Regions from separate parts of the Homo sapiens genome. Here region 2 is linked to region 1. A link is a loop called in an ENCODE intact Hi-C map of the cell type or tissue named here. Cell type or tissue: endothelial cell of umbilical vein. All regions are shown on one strand. Links, peaks and the distances in the headings refer to the core of each region. The heading gives the core; the rest is flanking DNA.

Evidence for each region. A loop is a pair of places that touch in the nucleus more often than their neighbours do. Peaks named below come from ENCODE experiments on the same cell type or tissue, not always from the same donor. Only the 100,000 strongest peaks of a DNase experiment are listed, where the experiment ranks them.
Region 2: a loop joins it to region 1, with 2.8 times the contacts of the local background. A loop is called at or near these places in 2 of 110 quality-filtered maps.

The regions. Positions count from the first base shown.
Region 1 is chr12:58,955,782-58,967,994 of GRCh38, forward strand. The region is part of intron 2 of LRIG3-DT (LRIG3 divergent transcript); the gene reads left to right. Among named protein-coding and RNA genes, the nearest start is that of LRIG3-DT, 41 kb to the left of the region's middle. RefSeq lists enhancers at 9,978-10,147, 12,068-12,213. In endothelial cell of umbilical vein, for the core only: no CTCF peak of the experiment used is centred there; a DNase peak (open chromatin) is centred at 6,320; H3K27ac peaks cover 1,634 bases.
Region 2 is chr12:59,035,584-59,047,796 of GRCh38, forward strand. All of the region lies in intron 2 of LRIG3-DT (LRIG3 divergent transcript), which reads left to right. Among named protein-coding and RNA genes, the nearest start is that of LRIG3-DT, 120 kb to the left of the region's middle. In endothelial cell of umbilical vein, for the core only: no CTCF peak of the experiment used is centred there; DNase peaks (open chromatin) are centred at 5,338, 6,158 and 6,268; H3K27ac peaks cover 2,477 bases.

The DNA.
Region 1 (12,213 bases), core at 1,780-9,779:
ATCTGATAATTTTCTTAGGATAGATGTCTAGAAGTAGAATTATTGCCTGCTATGAAGACATTTTAATGTCACACTTTTCTAAATTATTATGACTACAAGGCCATTTGGAAAAAAATACCCCACATCTACACATAAACTTCAAATCTTCCTTAAAATTTAATTAATGGGACTACTTACATTTTAGAAGCTTTTATGATGTGATGAGAGAAGGCAGCAGGCTAAGCAACGGGGAGACCATTCTCTAAGTCAAGCCTGACCTTTGCTCATTAACAGGCCACTGCCTTATCTTTGTATGAAACTCCTGGAGTTAATCCATACACAGAGTACCCATTGGTTTTGAATATGCTGTGTTCTCAGAGCAGCTTTTTAGGGGAACACAGCAAGAACAGAAATTAGGCCAAAGATTGCAGAGCATGTGCAGATGCTTAAAAGGCACAGCACAAAATGTTGTTTTTAATCACAATTCTTACAGACTTCTTTGTAACAAAAAAAAGAGCATAAAATAAAATTCTGTCCCAAAGGAGCAGTTAGCATGAATATAGGAATTCCAAGGTACATTATGAAATAAAGACAGAACGAGGCCTTGGGAAACATCTTTATTGTTGAAGCGGAAGTACCAGTGATTTGAATACTTCTTCAATCAGTACCAGTGATTTGAGTGTCCCTAAAGTGCTACTGGTGGTGGTAGAACTCAGTTCCCCAAAATATTTTTGCTTCTATTAGTAACCCACCTGCTTTTCTCTATTTTCTTGTTTAGTTCTTCACTTCTGTCTTTCATCCTGGCCTTATCATTCCCACCCCCCAAAAACCATTTATTTGGCTTTATCTTAGTTTACATATGTATATGTATATGCACACACACACACGTGCATGTATGTGTGCATGCATATGCATGTAAATATTTTTAAAAATATGTACGGTCTTCATTAGCCAATAGTCCTGGCCCTTAAGTGAAAATATAAATCATTATGCAATGTCCCCTCTTTATTCTTTGTCTTCACTTGGTGTTTTCATGCTGTCCCCTGTTCCAGGCAGATTTTTCCACCTGGGACCAAATTTGTCATGGCTATTTTCTGAAAAATGATGGCTAACTAATCGAGTGAGCAAACTCATGCTAAATGAAAGGGTATGTTCCTGGCTCTAGTAAACTGAAAAATGAAAGCAAGAGGCTTAAATACAAAGTGATTATAATGAGAATACATAAATTTCTAATAGCATTTAGGATTGTCTAGGAGATTAAGTTTCTGCAGTTATACCTTTCCTTAAATAACATACAAATGCCCCTTTCTCAATGCTCCCTCAGGGAAGGTAAAACTATGTATAATGTTACCTATTATATAGGATCTATTGGTTCTTTATTCAGAGGCTTAGGTTTAAATTCTTGACTTTCAAGGAACACTATAGAAAAAACTCCCCCTTGGTGACTCTCTAAATACCAAACAACTGTGGCTCCCAAATTTGGCTGCACATCTGAGTCCCCTGGAGAGATTTATAAAAATGCAATGAGGCCTGGGAATTTACATTTTTTCAAAAGCTCCCCAGTTGATTTTGCTGCTCAGCCAGGTTTGAGGACTGCTGTTAAAGTGGCTGCTTGGACATTAGCTAAGTCATTTTCTGTGCCTTCAGTGGATGTTCAGTAGGTGGCTAACAGTTATTGAGCATGTACATTGTGCCAATCACCATGACATTTTACAGCCAAGGAAATTTGTTTAGGTTTGTGAGTGGCAGAAACGGCGTTGAAGTGTCCAACCCTCATTTTTATGATGCTTCTCAACAAAACGTTGATTTAATTACCAAAAAAGGTAAGGGACAGGCTGAAGTTAAAAACTCACTCATTAACTCTCACATCTTAGTCAATCGGTTTCTTCATCATAAAATGGAAGTAATATCTTTTTAAGATACTTTTTTTTTTTTTTTTGAGACAGAGTCTCGCTGTATCGCTCAGGCTGGAGTGCAGTGGTGTGATCTCGGATCGCTGCAACCTCCACCTCCCGGGTTCAAGTGATTCTCCTGCCTCAGCCTCCCTAGTAGCTGGGACTACAGGTGCATGCCACAATACCTGGCTAATTTTTGTATGTTTAGTAGAGATGGGGTTTTGCCATGTTGGCCAGGCTGGTCTCGAACTCCTGGCCTCATGTGATCCACCTGCCTTGGCCTCCCAAAGTGCAGGAATTACTGGAGTGAGCCACCGCATCTAGCCAAGATACTTTTTACTTTATTATGAAATAATTTTATACTTAGAGAAGAGTTACAAAGCTAGTACAGAGAGTTTCTATATACGCTTCACCCAGCTTCCTCTAATGTTAATTTCTCATGTAATTTATATCTAATATAAACATTTTACATAACCATAGTATATTTATCAAAATAAGAAATTAACATTTGGGCTTCCCCAGTTTTTATACTATCTGAGTTCATTCAGGTTGCTATGAAAAATACCTTACACCTGTTAATTTATAGATAACAGAAACTTATTGCTCACAGTTCTGAAGGCTGGGCAGTCCAAGATCAATCCAAGATCAAAACACTGGCAGCTCTTTTGTAGAGTATCCTTCATTTTGAGTTTGTCTGATATATTCTTATTATTACATTGATGTTATGAATTTTGAGATATACCCCAGAAGTGATATATTTGTGTTGCATTGTACTGGGGCCTTTGTAAGATTTTTGACAAAAAATACATGTATTCTCTCATTAGATATATTTAAGTAACAGATAGATGACTATTTGCAATGCTGAATGAATCTCTGTGCTGTGTGGGGCTGGATCTTCAAGACCCCTTTCAACTCTAAAAGTCTAAAACTAATAATTGAGCATTGCAAATAAAAAGTCACATATGAAAGATGAATATGAAATTTGAGTAGAGCTAAAAGACTAGAGAATTAATTTTCCAAATAGTGATCCCTACTTTAAAGAGTATTAGGGTTTTCCTACCTGGGGGCTGAACTCAGAATGTGTTCTCTGCTTTGTACTGGGGGCTTTTCCCAATGTGGAATTGGGAATGTGGAATCCCAATGTGGAATTGACCTTCAGTCAATTTCCCCTTATTATAGCCCCTGAAGTGGCATCTGTAAATGCATGTTTGCTATGGGTAATTGAAGCTACTAGGTTTCTCTTGTGGTTTTCCTCTGTGTTACTAAAGATTAAATTGATGTGTAGTTGAGTAGCAAGCCATCTAATTTGAAAGATAGAAATGACCTGACTCTAACTATGAGTGTAGTTTGGATATGTTAAGTAACCTTTTTGTCTTAATTTTTCCAGCTGTGAAGCATAATTCCTACTGAAATATATTGACTTCTACAAGTATTGGACTAAAAACATATCTCCAGAAATATAACACCTACCCCTGGGAAAGTCTGATGTAACATGGTTAACCTAGAAGAGTTAATGCTGTGTGTCAACATATGCCTTGTAAAGGTGCTACATTATATAATTGTAAAAATGAAAACACTAAACAAAAGAGTTTATTTGAAATCTACTAAAGTCCCTCTGGTGAAAAGGAGGCACGATTTTAACACTGTAAATGCTATGTTGGCATGTCAGCTGTATATCTTGGAAAGACCACAGTGCTATGGAAAATGGTCTCAGAAATTAGAATGCCTGATTTAGCCAAAAGGCTTCAGCCACCTGCCAGATATATGACCCCCTAACAAATCATCTAATTGCACCACTTGGCTTCTTCATCTGTTACAGTAGACAATCAGACATGAATTCTAAGATTCCACCTCCTAAAATCTATAATTCTTTGATTTTTTTCAAGACCTCAGCCTACATATCCGTAAAGTGATTGATTCTGTCTTGCTAATACTGTTCATAAATACATATTTCTGATATTCCTTTGACCATTCAGAAAATGCTTGGCTACCCATTTTTTCCAGCCTGAAAAAGCAACTTAAAAAATGGTTAATCATTTGTTTGAAAAAATTGATACTTTTTTGTTATATATAAAATGACCTCTTCAATCTCAACAGAGAATATGGGATCTGGTCATGTTTGAAATAGAAAATGATGTCATAAGTAAATACGTATAAAATTTAATGATTAAACTATCTGCTCTAGATGTTCCAAGTTATTTTATTGGCATGAAAACTGTAAAGTGTTTGGAAAACAGTTTCATTGTGACAGGTATAATCAACACATTTTCTATAGTTGCAGACCTGTTCACAAACAATGTTAAAAGAAAAATAAAGTGACATAATGTCTGGGAAAGAATTCCCTAATAGAAACAGACCCAAGTCCATGGTTTGTGGTTTTGCAAGTATATAATTCCTTCTGGGAGGCCTTCTGGACAGATTTGTATCTATCCTAAAAGGAGTATCTATGTTTAACTGCACAAAGGTGATATCTCTTCTGTGTGGTCTGGTCCCTTCTGTTATCCTTGCTGATCTAAGAGAAAGAAGCATGTTACCCTATCAAACTCCAAACTACACTTTATGAACATCTACTTCCTTCTGTAACCTTTGCCAGCTCTAGCTAACCCTTAAAGGTTCAGGACAAAATACCTTTTGAGGGTCTTTAATGTCAGCTTCAGTCAATTTCTCATCATGCTGAAAGGCAAATGGAGCTTTGTGATAGGCCAAATGTGTCATGAATAAGCAAACATACCAATTCATGTTGAATTCTAGTGTGGGATCATTCCCATTTAAGAGTTATTTGTTTTTAAAAATAATGGGGAATCAAACTCTTCAATTATGATTTTTTGTAATAGTTTTAATGGTTTACAATAGACCACCTTCAAATAAATATATCAGCTGCTTTGGTGATCAGTTTCAAAATCAGAATATTCAAATTTACATAGAAAATGGCAAAATCAAACACACTTTTCAACAATGCCTATAAAACTTGTCATTACACTATAAATATGAATATCACACTCAATCTCAGTTGTGTAGTAAATGTTTAACAGCTAGCTCTCTGGGGGAAAACCTTTGATATTTGTAGTGTTTGCCCATGTTCATGGTGTAAATAATCTCATTATGGCCAATTTCAAGCAACCCAAGTTATTGAATATGGAATTGGGAAGAAATGTGTACAGTCAGCTCTAGTACACCACTGATCATACCCATTAGATGAATGAAGAAAGATGAAAACCATTTGGCAGAGTCATAGACGGCAAAAGGCCTGTTTCCCAGGTTCAGTCCTGCAAGCCCAGCAATTTCAGACGTAATTGCCTACTTCACAACATTAAGAATATGTTTCTGGTCAGGTGCAGTGGTTCGAGTCTGTAATCCGAGCTACTCAGGAGGCAGGGGTGGGAGGAAGGCTTGAGATCAGTAGTTCGAGACCAGCCTGGGCAATGTGGTGAGACTTTCTAAAAAAATTAATTAATTAAAAAAATAGTAATTTTCTGTACAAAAGTAGATTAAAACCAAATGTAATTTCTTTTTGATAATACTTTTTACCACTATTTAAAAAATGAATTCTTAAGAATTGAGTAATTTTCATTCAAAATTACATGTGTAAGAGATTCCTCTACATGAAATTAGAGAGTACTCTTAGGCTGTTCAGCCATACAAAGCAGACAAATAAGTGAATAGTGAGTGTCCTGTTGCTCAGCCACTGAATAAAGACAGCCCTGGAGATCTTAGCTGTCGCAGCTTCCTATAACTTTGAAGAAAAGAAATTTGAGAGCTAGGACTTTGCTCCCATGGGCTGTGCAACGCGATCTGGTTGCACCCTTTTGCCATGTCATAGAAAAGTCAAATCCTCTTCCTTACTTTTGGGTCCTAATTAAGCCTTATTTTAAAAGAACAGCTAAAATTACAATTCTGACATTTGACAGGAAAGACTCTGAAGATAAACTTGGCAAATGGTTACTTAAAGTTCTTAGCTAATGAAAGTATTTATTTGTTTTATGGTGTTTGCTGTAATCAGAACACATATACGTTCACACCTCTTTTGAATGCTTGTATTCATTAAATGTCTGCTTAAAATACCTCTTCCTCAGGCTAAGGACTTCCCTCTGCCCCATTTCTGGAGGGAATGTTCATTTAAATGTTACCTTCATAAATCTTTTAAAAATAAATATTTTACATATTTAAGATACACAACATGACATTATCAGATACATATATAGTAAAATGATTACTACGATGAAACCAATTAACATATTCATCATGCCATCTAGCTACTCACCCACCCCACATCCCCCCACCCTCGCCCCCATGACAAGAGCAGCTATAATCTCCTGAACACTTTTTCTGTTTCTCTTCTTTCTCTCCCTTTCTTCTTTCCTGCTGCCCTCTCTCCCCACTCCCCCCAGCTCTTTTCATGAAGAATGTGAAGAAATAAACCCGGAAATTGAAACACAAATACAGGAAATTCCAGGGTAAGCTTCATATGGGAGAGTTAATATGGTCATCAGGATGTTGCATTTTAGACTCTTCTGATGTATTGACTATACTAGTATAAGGTAACCAGATGTCCTACGTTAGGCAAGACGGTGTCTGAGATTTCAGCTTGTTTTCTCTTGACAATATTTCTCCTCAAATGCTGCTACTAAAGCCACCCTGTTTACTGGCTTATTTTGATTATAGAAATGCTGAAAGCCTCCCTGACAATCCTACTTGTCTTCTGGGGTCCTGGGAAGTGGGCATTTGACCGCATGTTCTCACTTATAGGTGGGAGCTAAACAATGACTACACGTGGTATTAAGGTGGAAAGAATAGACACTGGGGATTCCAGAAGGTGAAAGTGAGGGAAGGAGGCCAGGCTAAAAACTATCTAGTGGGTACTATGTTCATTATTTGGGTTCACTAGAAGCCCAACCCCCAATATCATCCAACATACCCATGTGACAAACCTGCACATGTACCCTCTGAATCTTAAGAATAAAAGAGAAAGAGAGAGGACACACAGATTTCCATTAAATATTTCAACTTTTCTGTGTGGCTGAAATTTTTCATTCAAATTAAAAAATAATAGGAAGAAAAAGAAAGTGGATATTTGATCTGAGATGAGCTACGATAGTACTCAAAAGGCAGCAGCAGAGAACTCAATCATTCACTAGCTGGACCAGTCATTGCCATCTAGCAGAGAACAAGTCCGTAGCCAAGGGCCTTCCTTTCTAGTGGCAGAGGTAAAGAAAGGTGCTTTGCTTGAGCATCATGAGGATTCTTTGCTTTACCAAACTTTAGTCAGGTTCCTGGACCTTCTCCTAGGCCCATCTGTGCACCTCCTTGTAAAATCCAGTTTTAGAAAGTCCCTGCTAAGTTTGTTTAGTCGGGATCCCCCATCCTTTGTATCAGATCATTCTTTATTTTATTTTATTTTATTTTATTTTATTTTATTTTATTTTATTTTATTTATTTATTTATTTTTTGAGATGGAGTCACCCAGGCTGGAGTGCAGTGGTGTGATCTCAGCTCACTGTGACCTCCACCTTCTGGGAGTCAGGCGATTCTCCTGCCTCAGCCTCCCGAGTAGCTGGGACTACAAGCACGCACAATCATGCCCAGCTAATTTTTTTTTTTTTTTTTTTGAGACGGAGTCTGGCTCTGTCACCCAGGCTGGAGTGCAGTGGCACAATCTCGGCTCATTGCAAGCTCCGCCTCCTGGGTTCACGCCATTCTCCTGCCTCAGCCTCCCGAGTAGCTGGGAGTACAGGTGCCCGCCACTACGCCCAGCTAATTTTTTGTATTTTTATTAGAGACGGGGTTTCACCGTGTTAGCCAGGATAGTCTTGATCTCCTGACCTTGTGATCCACCCGCCTCGGCCTCCCAAAGTGCTGGGATTACAGGTGTGAGCCACCGTGCCCGGCCTTTTTTTTTTTTTTTTTAGTAGTGACGGGCAGGCTGGTCTCGAACTCCTGACCTCAAGTGATCCGCCTGCCTCGGCCTCTCAAAGTATTGGGATTACAGGCATGGGCCACTACACCTCGCCAATATCAGATCATTCTTGATATCTTATCAGGTTCTTCCTTCTCCACCACTCCCCAAGTGATGTCTGATCTCCCTGGTCTTCAGCAAGAATCCATTTAGGATGGTTTAGTAAGAAACTCCAATACCCACAATGTTTCCTTTATCCACTGACCCTCACCCTGCTCCTTGGCTATAAAGTCCCACTTGCCCATGCTGTATTTGGAATTTAATCTAGTTTTGTACTGAGGTCTCTTTTCACCTATTACAATAGTCCTGCAAAAATTTGGTTTTACTGTTTTAACTGCTGTCCAGCTATAGTTTTTCTTTGAACCAGCATTGATGCAAGCAGCACCTGGAGACAGGAGAAGAGGGAGGCTAGTAAGAAGGAAGTAATTATCTTAAGGATCAGTGAAGTAGTAAAAGCCGAAGGCTACCTGGACACACTTGACATTTCCCCTGCCCTATTGTTCTCAGAAAATTCTGTCTCTAGCTTCATTTCCTGGTCTTACTTTCACCCCCACTTTAAATTATATCTATCTATCTATCTATCTATCTATCTATCTATCTATCTATCTATCTATCTATATATGTACTTATATATATATATATGTGTGTGTGTATTTTGTTGCTTTTTTTTGAGATGAAGTCTTTCTCTGTTGCCCAGGCTGGAGTGCAGTGGCACGATCTCGGCTCACTGCAACCTCCGCCTCCCGGGTTCAAGCAATTCTCCTGCCTCAGCCTCCCGGGTAGCTGGGATTACAGGTGCCTGCCACCACGCCTGGCTAATTTTTGTATTTTTAGTAGAGACAGGGTTTCACCATGTTGGCCAGGCTGGTCTCGAACTCCTGACCTCAGGTGTTCCACCCACCTGGGCCTCCCAAAGTGCTGAGATTACGGGTGTGAGCCACCACACCTGGCCTGTATTTTTTTATTTTTATTTTTATTTTTTGAGATGAAATGTCTTCTGTGGCCCAGGCTGGAGTGCAGTGGCACTCCAGTAACATCAGTAGGGATAGCATCAGGTTCAGGAGGCTGAGAAAGAGACTCAGATCCAGCAAACAGGACATGGGGTCTTATTGAAGGAAACTTACACATAGAGCTGGTCCAGTGGCAGTGAGCTGTACAGGAGAACTGCAACCACTTGCAAGAAGCATGTGGTTTATATGACATTTCACTTAGCACCCTCTCCCTAACAACCTCCACCTGGCAGCCTTCATTTAACCCAAAACAAAGGGGCTTGATTCCTCGAGTGGCCCGTGTTCCAAGGGAACAGGCCAGAAACTCAGGTGTTCTTCATAGATAAGGAATGAATCTTGGTGTTGGCTACTCCTAGGTTCCACAGTTTGGAATTCTGAACGTATATACATTCAGGTGCATCTACCAAACAGGGTCATTCTCAGGATTTGATTAAGATTTTGCTATCGGGTATGTCTACTATACATGATCATAGCTTACTGCAGCCTCTAACTCCTGGGGTCAACAGATCTTCCTGCCTCAGCCTCCCTAGTAGCTGGGACAACAGGCAGGTGCCACCACACTCAGCTGATTAAAATTTTTTGTTGTTGTTTGTTTTGTTTTAGAAGTAGAGTCTCACTATGTTGCCCAAACTGGTCTTGAACTCATGGCATCAAGCAATCCTCCTGCTTCAGTCTCCTAAGTAGCTAGGATTACAGTCTCCAACCACTGTACCGGGCATCCACGCACCTCTATAAAAATTCGTTTACTTTTGTTGCTCAAGATAATACTTATTTGTGAATCCAGTGGGCATTTATTCCTCGAATTTCCACAACCAGGGGAAAAGCCTATCAACTTGACTTGATTGATTCTCTGTTATCTGACAATGCCCATTTCCTGATTTTACACATCAGATGGATTTCTTAACCCAGAGCATTATCAACCTATCAGTGAAGATGCATCCCACATCTGTGCTGAGTCTCTATATTTGAAATCACATCTGAAATTTATGTTGATTTTCTGCTAGTGATGAAATCCTACATTTAAATTTGTGCCACCCCATAGTTATATAAGTAAATAGAGTCTGGTCAGAGTATGTGGAGTATCCAAGCCTTCCATGAGCTGATCCACTCATGTTTCTAGTCTGACCTTCTGTCATTCATTACCTGCCACACCCAAACCTGAGCTCCTAGCATGCGCACAGTTGAATCATCAGGCACACTTTGCAGCTTCCTATTTGTCTGTCTCCGTACAGGCTTTTCCTTCTGGCTGGAATGGACTCCTCTCGACTTCCCTTTTCTCACCTCTGCTTGAAATATGTGCACCTTTTCATAATGGTAAGACAAATAAAATAAATTCAGTTTGAAGTTTTAACAAGGAAAAAGAAATCTGAAATGTAAAGGCCAATAATAATCTGCATCTGCCCCAACATGGTGTTTGGAATTTTTCAACCATGATAAAGAATGATCTAAGCAAGGGTGTTTTTACACCATTCTTCTAATGTTCTTTATTTCTTACTGGTGTCAAGACCTCACTGATGTGAGACAACCATGACAATGATGCGGAGGGTCTGATTCCATATATATGTACAAATAGCAAAATCTCAGCAGTCCTGAGCTTTTCTAACGTATGTATATGTTGACATATAATACAATATGTCATCTATGTTATATATAAATGTGAAAGAAAATTGTTTTAAAAATAGTTTTTTAATTTTCCAGGGCAAATACTCCTCTTCCAAAATATAACTTCTGTAAGACAGAAATGAACAATAGGAGCCAAGAGTAATATATTTCATTCATTTATTATTCATTCAAAAACTATTTTTGAGTGCCGGCTATCTGACAGACACTGTACTAAGGAAGTAGCATTGAACAAGCAGTGCCTTTATAGATCAATAGTTTTGTAGAGGAAAGTGGAAAATAATAAGCATAATAATAATACTTAACAATATAACAACAGCAATAAGATTACATTGTAATCAGTAGTATGATAAAGGAGTCAGAGTTATGCCCAGCATACGTAAGGCTATCTAACAGGGCAAAGATGGAGGCTTTGACTAGAAAAATAAAGTTTTTTTTTTTTTCTTTGAAAGCTTTCAAACAGCAGAACATGATCAAATTTGCATTTCGTAAGATCACCTTGAAGGGAATAAATTGGTTAGGCATGAAGTCACATACGATGAAAATAGAACTGTCCCCAGAAGTTTGGTAGGGGTCGTCTAGAAGTTCAAATACTTCTAAGCAGAGTGAAAGCATATCGGGTAGCTCTGGCAATACATTTCAGGAGGGAATATGCACGTGCAGGTCCATATTTGGAAGTAAAGGACGCAGGATGGCCTTGTCAAGGCCTTACTAAACCAAGGTCCTGGAGGGACTTGTGTTCATTGCTAGGCAGGTAGGATGGAGGAGGCTGACCTCACTGGGTGCAAAGTAGTCGGGTGTTAGGAGTTCCCGAATGCTCTCCTCCCTGCCACCAGTGTGCCTCTCCTGCACTCCATGTTTTGATTTGTGATCATTTTAGACCATGACTCAGCACATATGACTCTCTTCTCTCATAGGAGACTTTGCCTTCTGTTTGCTGCTTGGCCTCACAACTTCCCATTCTCTGAGCAGATGTACAAGCCATTTGCCAGTCATAGAAATTTCCCTTTCTAAAATCAATACAACTTTCAAAATGAAGCTGTGGGTTTATTAAGATAATTGCAAATGGTAACATATCTGAGAGAAAATCTTAATAGAAAGTTATTTAGAATACAAGTCAGAAAAAATCAATGTGTTTATTGAGGTAGACATTAGTCTAGACATTAAATACCATTAACAAAATAGTCTCACCTGTTATTTCCACCTAAACTCTATTTTCAAATTTAGGCATGCCTTTTAAACTCTTCCTTATGTTGTCATTGAACCTGGTTAGATGCTGTTATGGTTAGGCTTTGTGTCCCTACTCGAATCTCATCTTGAATTGTAATCCCCAGGTACTGAGGGAGAGACCAGGTGGGAGATGATTGATAATGGGGGCGGTTTCCCCTATGCTGTTCTTGTGATAGAGAGTGAATTCTCATGAGATCTGATGGTTTTATAAATGGTAGTTTTTTCTGTGCTGACACATGCTCTCCCTGGCCTGCCGCCATGTAAGACGCACCTCTTCCCCTTCCGTGCCTCTTCATACTTCATGCATGACCAGAAAGCTGTTGCATGACATCATGCCTCATCCTCTGTATACAGATAGTGGACAAATAATATAAAGGGAGCAAAAAGCCACTTCTTTCCAGGAATATTCTAGTCCTTCAAATTGAAAGTGATGATCAAATGAAATGAGTTACTTCTAGTCTTTAAATGGAACAGAATTTAGACATTATGAAATTTAACTCTAGATGTTAAGGCAGACTTTGGATTC
Region 2 (12,213 bases), core at 2,864-10,863, 81 kb after region 1:
TGAAATCTGGTCTTCTCATCTTACAAATGAGAGCTCCATAATGTCATGCTCACATTGATAGTGAGGTTTAGTCTTGGCTCTCGTCACCAAGCACAGGTGAGTTCTTGATTTTCTACAACACCCTGCCAGGATTTCAGAGAGGAATAATGAAGGCTGTTATTTCACTGGCTCTGCTAAGTCACTGAATGTTTATGAGAGGATTTTAATGAAATCAGTCTGGTTGTAGAGTAAAAGGAAAGACTCAGGAAAGAAACAGATAGATTAAGGTCCAAGAGAAGTGCAGTTGTTTAGGGAAGAGGTCACAGAGCTAGGGTGGAGCAGTTGAAATAATTATAATTTTTGGATGATAACTATCATTTCTCACTAGGTTATTTCTTGAGGTTCTCTGGTTTTCTAGTGCCTAGAATAGTGTTCAGGAACCTTGAATGGACTATTTAATGAATGAGTGAGTAAACGCTAAAGTTAGTGGCCCTTCAGAAGGAAGTGTAAATGAAAAAAAAAAATACTTTTGTGTGTCCTTTATAGAACTTTTGTGGCTCCTTCAAAGGAGAAATGTTGAGTTTGAAGGAGAAATGTTAAGTTAGTTTGGACCTACTGGGTTTGATATAGAGCAGTGTATTCTACGTGGATTTCTCAATCAGGCCATTGGAATGTGGACCTGGAGCTGTGAGAAAGGTTAGGACTACAGATTTATAGATCTTGAAAAAAAAATCAGAAATATGGTGCCAGTGATTTTAAAGCTCTACACAGGGCTCTTCACATAACTAGCAAAATGAAAGCTGGTCCTTCTCTCAGCAAAGTGGACTGTGCCCTCCACTGAATATTTAGAACTTTCCTGTCTTAGATGCTGATCTCTCTTTCTGTGTTTTTTGTTTTGTTTTTGGGTTTTTGTTGTAGTGTTTTTCAGCACACATGCGAAAGTTCAGTAATCTTAACTCAGCGGTCATAGCTAAATCTGAAACTGAATAATGTATGGGTGTGGTGCTGTTTACTGGAACAAGTGGTTTATTTTATTGCCTAAATTTCAAATCCTTTAATATGTTTCCTAAGAAGTCATCTGATTTGGAAAATTATTGCAAAAATAAAACTGAAGAACAAGAACTAAACCTATGTCAGCCAGTTGAAGTGAATTATTCTGTATCTGTTTTTCTAGAATACATTTACTAATAGGAAATCAGTGTCTACCAATCTATACTAAATAAGTGTTGAACAAATATTTAAGTTATTAGTTTGAAGATGTGCTAGCATTGTAGCCTGCATGCCTGAGTCCTGCTCTTGATAGGGAGAAAAGAAAGAAAGAAAGAAGTGAATGAAATGAATAGTAGCCCACAAAGGAAGTTCAAGGAAAGGACTGTTTTTATGTTTTTTGAAGATGGGAGACCTCACATCAGCAAACAGCATTACAGCTATTGTCACATCCCAGATGTTTATTGTGTGGAATTAATGGCAGCAATGAGTGGAAGTGTTTTAGGCTTACTTTAACGTCACAACCCCCAGACTATGGATAAGCTGAGAGGCTTCACAGATCATCCTTTGAGAACCACCAGTCTGATGGCATCAACATTGACCTTGATGTCAAGGGACTCGCATTCTTGTTATGGTTCTGTCTGTGGCTAACCATATGTCCTGGGGAAAGTCATTTAGCGTCTGCTTTGGTTTCCTGTCTGAATACCTGACCCTTCCTGCTTTATGGGGATGTTGCAAAATGAGTAGAGAGAGGGTATGAGAGAATGCTTTGTATTCTTATAATAAAGGTGCTCTGTGATTCTAAAGGATTATTATTAATTCATCCAGAATAAAGAGTATAAACTAAGCTGAACAATAAATAGACCTGATGAAAGTGCTCACAGTTTCCTGCTTTGCATAACACACATCTCTGCCTTGGCTGCTGTTAGCACCAAATGATTCCAGCTACTTGTTCCAAATGTTTAATCAGTGATTTTCTGTGATGGCACATTTGGTAATGTTTAAAAGAATGTGCATAAAGATGAAACAAATGTTATCTGGGACAAGTTGATCCAAGGATAGGAGTTTTATAATTAAGAACAGTATTTTACGCACCACCACCACCACAAGCACCCAAACAACTGATTAAACGATGGAACAGTAACCAAGTGCAACCTGATGTTGGATTAAGATTAGCTCCATAAACAGCCAGCAGCAACATGTTAGCCTACAAAGGACTGAAGAATCTTGTGGCAAATCTTTAATTTGTGGCTAATGACTTAATCGATCTCATGCAATTTCAAAGTCAGAAAAATTTGAGGAAACAAATATATGAGAGGTTGAAGACCCAAAAATACAAGCCTTGCAACTTAAACCCTCAGCAGTTAAATTTATATTTAACAGTGATTAAGTATTGGGATCATATAAGGGGCCATAATTTCATCAGGAGGCATGAAAATGGCTATGTTCACTTTTTTAACTGAACTAAGCAGATTTAATGTTTTCCTAAGAAAGGATGCGAAATTCAACTGTTAGCAAGTCACAGATTATTCTAGTTGGCTTATGGTGGACTAAATAGAAACTTATTTTTAAGGGAGTGAATAAAAACATTTTTATTGGATACTTTCTATACTATCCCTGAATCTAAAAGTTTGTGATTTATAGGTTAACTATCCAAATTATATAAATATGAAAATTTTCTCCCTAAACTAGTTCATTAAAGAGTTAAAATGAAATTAACAATCTGACTCCTGCCTTCAGTTTAGCTTCATCTCCAGCTGCTCCTAAGAAGCCCAGCCATCAAGCCAACTGTGACAAGGTTTCTGAAGCTGCCGTGATTTTATAGGGGGTTGCCTCTGCCTGGAATGCCCTTTTCTTCCCCTGTCTGGCTAACTCCTGCTCAGGCTTAGAGAATCAAATCATCATTGCTTCATCTGTGAAGACCTCCACAAGCCCACTCTCACCATCTCTGCTGCATCACAAATGAGGTCTGTCCTCTTCCTTTATGTTCCCAGAGCTTTATACATTTGTCTTTATTTTACCCTGTATTGACTTTTCTAAACTTGCCTAGCCTCCCAACCCTATAAAGCTAGAGATCAATAAGCTATATTTTCAGTTTTTGATCAACCTTCTTCTCTGTCTCTATCACACACAGTTTCCTTCTGCAATTTTCATCTCACTTTCTTCTAGATCTACCCAGTATTGCAGACTTTGGGCTTGTTTCTTCACCTTAGTGTTCAATTTAGCCTTTGAATCACTTGATGCATTTAACTCAATTTCACTCTGAAGTGGATCTTTCTGCTTCAGTCCACCTTCATTGTGATTTCCTAGTCTAGCCTGAACTCTCACCTCTAGCACCTAAATCTACCTTGGATCTACTCGAATCCCAGTAGGATAGGGATGGAGGTAGAAAAGGCAGCTAAGGCATAGCTATAATAGCTAGTTACTTGTCTGTCTTCTCCAATTGACTACAAGTTCTTTGAGGGCAGGACTTTTGTTATTTTAATCTTGGCATCTAGAGGATCTGGCACAGTTCCTAGTACATCGTAAATGCTTGATAAATATTTATAGAATATATACAATTTATGTATTTTTAAAATTACTAAAAGGGAAATAAAATTTATTTATTTGCCACTTATTAATTTTAAAATAAATACATAAGAATTATTTGTTTTATTAAATAAATAAATAAGCTTCATTTATTTGCCATTTATTAAATGACAAACTTGGAGCATGGTATTACTTTGATATTTTAATCACTCCATTAGGAAATGTATTCTTCAACCAGGACAAAGTACGTTTATTTACAAGGAAGCCAGATGAAAGTATATAGATATATTGGTCCAAATGAAGCCCTCCTCTTTCTTCTCTCTGTTCTTTGCCAATGCAGGGGCATTTGATAGCTCTGAGAAACCTACTTTGAAAGCCTACTAGTTATCTAGCAGACTGATTTTCCTGTTTTTTAGTTCTTTATTTGTAACCTGTCACCATCTAGAATGGGGAACTCCAACATGAAGGCTGGCCTCTGGTTTACTTGCTGAGGAGACTAGAATCTGGCCCACAAATTCAGATCCTTCGCTGGCTTACTATTCCCTGTGAACTAAGTTCCTAGATAGCAGTGTCCACCATGCTGATCACTTATATCCCCAGCATTAAGCACAATGTCTATAACACAGTAGATGCTCAATATATGTATTTGTTGAAAGAGTTAATGATAACCTCCAGGGCTCTTGTTTGCCAAACATCTCCTGCTCTGGGTCCTTTGTCATCGGCCATACCCAGCCACTGGGAGACCACTATTCCACTAGGCAAACATTGCATCCTGCACATGCACGCAGACCATCTCTGAACTTTGTATGCTGTATCTGGTGCATCTGGCTGTGCTTTCTGAGCCGATTTCTATAGTCAGTGCTCTCAGTACTGGTTCCCTCTAATGTTCTGGGTTCAAATCACAGGCTACCTATCTCTTTGTTCCCCAAGCCCAAAGTGGTTCATTAACATCTCTTGTCTGTGATACTCTTTTTGATACTGAACATCTCTTAGCACCCAACTGGCCCACCAATGCTGGCTGAATGGAATTAAATTTAAATTTGCATGGCTGCGTGCTCCTCTCCCTGTGTTCTCAGGGACGGTGCTCAGAGGCCCTCTGATGAGATGGGAGAAGAACCTGTCATGGGCTAGGTTCAGGCCTCTGCATGCTGCTTGTGCAATCTTACAGATTCTTCATAAGCTTTGGGATAGGCCAGTTCAACAGGAACCCATGTCCTTAATAGGAAGTTATGAATTTTAACTAAGGTTAAGATTAAATTAATAATACATTAAACCAGATCTGCTTCCTAATTATCATTCTAGGTTGAAGCAAGTTTTTAGAAGTGAGGCAAAGTCAATGATTTCATTCAGATTTTGGATAGCCAGAATTCCAGGAGACCCAGACTCTTCCCTCCCACCTCCCTTCCAAGTCACTCCCTGCTGAAATAAGCCATGGCGGGAAAAGTTGTATTGTCTGTTTTGATATAATTTTTAGATCTCTTCTTCCTAAGTTCATTAAAGCTTTTTTTCCCCCTCCTGTAACAGTACGTTGTTAGCCTTGGGGTTCTGGCCAAGTTCCAATTTGAGCAATTAATTTTATTTCAGTGCTCAGCCCTCCCTGAAGTTTCAGACAGGAAAGGTGCGTTCTTTGTCTTCCTCAGCAAGTCACTCCTGATGGTGAAGCAGCTGTTGCTGCCTTCCCAGAGGAGAGAAGGTTGAGAATTGGTGAGAAAGCTTCCTGGCTCTTTGAGGGAGCTGCTTGCAGAGTGATCTGGGACAAAAGGCATCCTTGGGAATGTGAGGCTTTTTTTCTTTTTTTTTTTTTTTTTAACTACAGCAGTCTCCAAGCCATCCATCACTCCTCTTTTGAACCACTGGCTTAGCACAGAACAAAATGGGAAGTGATTGTGTTTTCTTGAAGAGCTGTTTCTGAATGTGATGGCTTCCTTTGAAGCCCAGTCAAAGGGATGTTTTTATTTTGTTTTTGTTTTCCTGAAATCCCACCAGTTTCCCTCACCTCCTACAAGACCTCACACCACAGCCTACCATCATGCCTGATACCTAAGTAGCTGCCTTCACAGCTAACAAAAGACAAAGAAAACACAGATGCAGATTATTCTAAAGGAGTAAGTTAAAGAAATGAAAGGGGCTTCCTTTTTAAGTTCAAATAGCAAAAGCAACTAATATACTTTGGAAAGCACACGCGATAACACAACACCCAAATTCACTTGGAGAGGTTCCCTGTGACATGCTCTAACAAGTCAGAAATTCAGTAAGTGTAGTTATATCCTGCAAGTGATTTTGAAAAGGTGTAGAGAATAACCCTTTCTAGATGCATACTCTATGTTTTACTTGGCCCAGACAACAGTGTTTGATGGAATGATAATTGGATGTTGATGAAAAACATCAATCATCATTGCATTGTGACTTGAGTTATATTTGTTTAATGTTAAACTTTCAGTTGTGAAATAAACCATTCCGGCTGGGGAACAGATGATTTTGTTTCTAAAACTTCATTCTTTCACTTATTAGGCAAGAGTGAGTCATTCCTTATAACAACTGGGCTTATTGAAAATTCCAGAATTACTCACACAGGTTTGAAGCATTTTTCATGTAAAGAAAACATCCTTTTTTTTTTTTGGTTGCTGACTGTAACTATCCTTTCTAAAGCTCATGGTTCTGGTACAGCCCTATTGCTAATACTGTTATTGTCCAGGCATGCTTTATGTATATTTGTATTCTTCCAAAACAGGTCATCTATACTGTTCTGGGATCAACTACCTTTGTATTCATTTCTTAGTGGCCAATGTCAGCCTCACAAACATACATCTCTACATGCAAACAACTGGTTGCACTCAGCTCCCTCCCAGGTTTAGCCACAATGTAGGAGAAACACTATCTCCTCACCATTTCATTCTTTCCCTTCCTGAGTCATTCCCTGTGGGGAAGCACCAACAAATCCTCACTCTTGTTTTCACCAATTACAAGTCAGTTAACGTTTTATCCCATAGATCACTCTCACATATAAACACTCTGCCTTTGTCAGTTGGTTCTGGATTCCCTACCATGTCCTTACTCCTTTTCCACCATCCAGGGAAATCATTATCTCCATCATTCTATTCACTGCATCATCAGGGATCTTATCTCAGCCTGAAAGTATAAATCTGTTCTTAAATATCTCCCTCACCAGACTGTAAGCAACAAGAGTGAAGTGTTCCCATCTTCATTTGCTCACTGCATAATTTTTTTTCCCTTTTTCCAGTGCCCAGCCTGGAAAATGATAATATTTATTAGATAAAAAAACCACTAGAAAAGCTTCAGGGACTTTTAACTTTCATTACGAAATATACCTTTCTTTCAAGCACCAATAATCAAGATGTTTAAGTTGCATGTAGGAACACAACTTTAATTCCTCATTTATTTAATTTTTTATTTCCTATGTTGCATTAATTAGACATGTGGCAACAATATGATTTCTTTTATTTTTTTTTCATTGAGATAGACATATTTCTGTTACATAGTGTGGCTGTCTTGGTTTTTGTGAACTACTTGGAATGTAACTACAGTCTCTAACATCATTTTAGTGTTGAAAGGAGACTTATTGAGTCGGGCATCATGCTAAGTACTTTTGCACATTTTAATCTATTTCATCCTCACAATAGCTATGTAAGGTTAATATTTTTTATGATCATTTTACAGAAAAAGAAATTGAGGATTGGAGCGGTCAAGTGGCTTGCCAAGGTCACACAGCTAGTTAATAAAGTTGTCAGGAAGATCTGCATGACTTTAAAGCCCATGCTTTCCCTGTTATATGACCTGAATTTTAAATACATGTTTTGAGAACAAGCAAAAAAGACATCCTAATTAAGTTCATTTTGGATTAGTGGGATCAACCTTCTAATGAAGCAAACAATAAAAGCTGCACAGCTCGGTCAACAGTTGAACTAAAACTTTTGTTCACCAGATTGACCATTAGTTTGCACTGACCAAATTAAATATAATGTAGTGTGGAAGTATTAATAGCTACAGCCATGTTTAACCAAAAATATGACAGTCTATTATAAGTTTGTCAATTGAAACCAAAAATGTAAACTTTATGATGTCGAAGGTCAAAGGCTGGGGCTAAGGGTGTCAGATGTCTGAGAGAGTCTCTAGAACCACAGAGAACAGAGTCCCTGTTTAATATTAATATTATCCAGTAATGACCCTAAGTATTAGACAATGGGAAATGTGTCGAAAAATATGGAAGTCACATGAAGGCAATTTAGCTACTCCAACTAAATTGAATCATTTCTGCAGAGTGGTAATTTTGATGGAATACCAATCATACAATGGGTCTCATCCCACAATACGTTAAAAGTGCTGCCTGACAGTTTTCAAATAGAAAGTTAAGTACCATTCTGCTCCTGAATGCAGTCTAAATTTTAATACCTTAAAAAGCAAAAAGCAAAAATACAGGTGTGGTAAGCAAGAATACTTTTTGTGGGGGTGGGACTGCATGACACAAGATGTTTAATAATTAAGTTGATTGGATTTTGCAACTTCCCATAAGGTATTTTGGCACTGTGCACTAATCATTACACACAGAATGTATTTGTTTAGAGAAAACAGCTCACAGATTCATTTCTTTATTTAGGTATGTACCGAGAAACATTTTGAATGGTCAAACTAAGACTTTATTTACATAGTTATATAATTTTCTTTCATCTTGGGATTTCAAAGAGCTTTGTGATGTTGCGTTTCGAGTTGATTAAGCCTCACAGCTTCACTAAACACTGTATTATAATATTACAGATGAACAGAAGAGGCAGAATTTCAGTTTCTTGGGTGGATTTTCTTTATGTTTGAAATTAGCTAATGAAGAATGCATGATGCTACATATAAAGATTTTCGTTTTTTTTTCTAAGATACAGTTTTTGCTTTGGGATAATTTTAGATTTAGAAAATGTTGCAAAAATAGTACATAGTTTTAATACATTTTACCCAGTTTCTCCTAATGTTAACACCTTATAGAATTGTGCATAATTCCTCATTTATTTAATTTTTTGGGTGCATTACTACTAAATGGGTACATTACTACTAAATATGCTACTGACTTTATTTGGATTTCACCAGTTTTTCCATTAATGTCTTTTTTGTGTTCTGGGATCCAACCCAGGATTTCACCTTGCATTTAGTCCTCACATCTTCTCAGTCACCTTGGGTCTGTGACAGTGTCTGAGACTTTCTTTATTTTCATGATCTTGGTAGTTTTGAAGAATACTGGTCAGATATTTAGAAGAATGCCCCCCAATTTGGGTTTGTCTCATGTTTTTCTCATGGTCAGATTGGGGTCATGGAGTTTTATGAAGTACTGTGACCTACCACCACTGGCGACGTTAACCTTGATTGCTTGTTTCATGTAGTGTTTTTCAGGTCTTTTCACTGTAAAGTTTTTCTCCTTTCCCCACTGTATACTTTGTAAGAGGGTCACTAAGTCCTAAATGCAGCCCAGACTCAAGACAGGAGAGATGATTAAACCGGCATAGGGAGTATCTACATATCTTAATCGGAATCCTTTCATAAAAGACATTTGTCCCTTCCTTTTTTATTTTACTAATTTATATCAGGATAGACTCATTTATATTTATTTTATATTTTGGGTTATAATCTAATACCACATTTTTATTTTATTGCTCAAATTGTTGTATATTTGACTATTGGAAGCTCTTTCAAAATGGCTTCTATGTAAAAGCTTGTTTTTGAAGTATTTATTCTTTTAAAAAGTCTACTCCAGTTTATTGTTATGCACGCATACATTCCACCAATATTCGGGGGAGGGGCAGGGTTTACAATGCCAAAAGTAATGTGCCAAGAAAATATCAACCTATATTTACTGAACTTGTATTATTTGCCAGGTGTTTATAGACATTATCTCAATTAATCTTTAAAGCAGTCCTAGAAAGTATAATACATTCCTTTAAGACATGAGATAACTGAGGTTTGGACATTCTAACCAGGCTCCCAATTAGTAAGTAGCAGAGAATTTTAAAGGTATTTTATCCTTTGTAGATAATAAACAGCATTTCTAATGGAAGGTGGTATATTTTAAGAGATTTAAGAATATGATAATTAAGAGGAAGTGTAGTGGGAAAGCATATCTTGGCATCAAACAAACCTAGGTCCTCTCAGTTGTTAGAAATTTCCAGTTTCCCTCATCCCCACCGTGATTCCTGGTATACTTTTCCAGCATCTGGTTATACTAACCACAAAAAATAGGTTACACATATCTATTTGGTTTACGGTTGTATAAATTCATTTTTGTCTTATGCCCCTATTTTTGTTTTATACCTGTATTTAAAAATATATATTTTAGCTACTGCTTTTCAAATGTAGTTTACTACAGGGCATTGAAATTTGCCAGCATCTGCTTCTCTGTTCCTAAGAATGTCCTATGCCCGCATTAGCCATCGAATGGTCGTGCATAACTCATGAGTTTCTTGAGAAGAGTTAGGATAATAATCAATTTGCCATCTCCATTTAGCACAGCCACCCTTACCACACAGTATACACACACATACACACAAACACAGGCCTGCAAACACAATTGCAAATGAAGCTCTATTTTGGCAAAAGCAGACAGCAGAGTTATGGGGGGAAGGTCGAACCCTAGAAGTAAGAATTGATGGGCAAAAAGTATTATGCATAAATAAAGGATGCTTAATTAATATTTTGTTTGTTCCGGAGTATGAGAAAAACATGGCTTATATTAAAGCAAAAGGGATTTCAGTTGGATGTAAATAAATAAAGAAGAATCACTTACAAAACTGGGAAATTGGAATATAAAGCCCTCACAGTAAGAAAATAAACTAGCCTTGATGAGGTGTCATCAAGAACATCGTTGTTTTTCAAAGAATGGCCAAATTTAAATAATTAACTAAGTAAATAAATAAGACCACCTATTATGTGCCAGACCATTTCTGGGACTTCGGAGATAAGATGAAGAGTAGTGTTTGCGTTAAGGAGGCATGAAAGTATTTCCTGAAATCACAAGTGTCAATAGAAAATTGACACACACAAACAAAATTTTACCCTGAATTTGAATATATGTCTCAATCAGCATGTAGTAATATTCAGTAATTGTGAAGAAGGTAAGTCACATGAGAAGAACACTTAAATATATTAATTTCCAAACGCAACTGCTTATCAACATTATATTACTGACATCTGTCACTGATGCAAAGGACTATGCCGACGCTGGGTTTTCTGTGTGATGTGGGCACCAAATGACAGAGAACTGACATCCAGCAACCAGCTCTCCACTTTCCAGCTGTAAGAGAAGTACATATCGTCACAGTGTGGCTGGCAGTGAATGTAATCATTGATACAAAGCATGGCACTAGGAACTGGCTTATGCATTAAAAAATTATGTTAAGGCTCATAGCTCTTCTCTGACATGTTTGTGGGTTTGTATGGGGTTTGTCACTAATGTAGACATCTAGTTTCCCGAAAATGTGAAATTCGGCAGTGACTTTTGAAGACCCTTTTCATTCTCTGATTGTAAAATTTAAAATTCATTTAATTCTATTCTTATTCTATTTTTAAACTGTGTAACACAATATGATTGTGAATTTAAAAAAATAGAAAAAGCATTTCTGGCCTATAGAGATTTGCAATAAATAGGAAGGATAGATATATGCAATAATAAAATGTGGTGATGTGGAAGAAACAATGATTTTAAGAGTAATTATACATTTGGCAGAGGTATGGAAGAGAAAGACCCTAGGAAATGCCCTTACAGAAAACAAAAATATTTGGAATTCCATTGTGTGTAGACAAAATTTCCATGCTACCAGACAGTCAGTTTAATGTCTCATATTTACATCCTAGGTAGAACCCATAAATAGTTCAAGTATTTACTGATTATTTCAGATAGAACATTTCTTCATAACAGAAAACTGACAGAATTATCTGATTTAGTTTAGTCCTTCTGTAATCTCCTGGATTCTTTCCAGAAGTAGAGTTAGATGGCATACTTGCAGACATGCTTATTCTTGCTACCTTGTTTCCTATTTACCTTTTCCAAACTAAAAGCATATTCAGCTAAGTTATGTTACACCATGGAATTATTGGCAGTTAGGTCTCGGATGGTGTGTAGTTTGTTTTAACAACCAGTATTTGAGGCCAAACCATAATACCAGGCCAGCACAGACATGCTTCCTATTAGCCCATCTATTTTAAAGGGAAACACACTGTATGCTGAACTAACTGAATTTCCACTCACTGCAGTTTGCAGCAAAACCAGCCTGGAAATGGCCTCAAGGGGACCTCACTTCAGATTTTATTAAAGTCCATGAAGTACATATTATGCAGATACATAAAAATAGATTAACAATCATAAAAGAATGACTCACGTTTATTACCTTGAAGAATAATTGCATAAGACAAAAAAAATGGAGCATTGCTAAATCTTAATAAAGTTGAAGAGGACTACTTCCTCTGTCAAACACAGCAAAACTAGATTTTTGGGAGAATGCCGCATTATATCTATTAGCTGAGCTATTATCATATAACATTTTTTTAATGATTTTAAGGTAATGAGTCAAAATTAAATCCAGAAAAATGATCATACTTACAAAGCCTTTGTCCTTTGTGGCTAAAATCCAGGTGACATATGTCAATTGTCTTGCAAAAAATATCCAAGCATTTATGGACAATAAAGTTCGATCCAATAGAAAGAAACCAAAGTGCAAACACGTT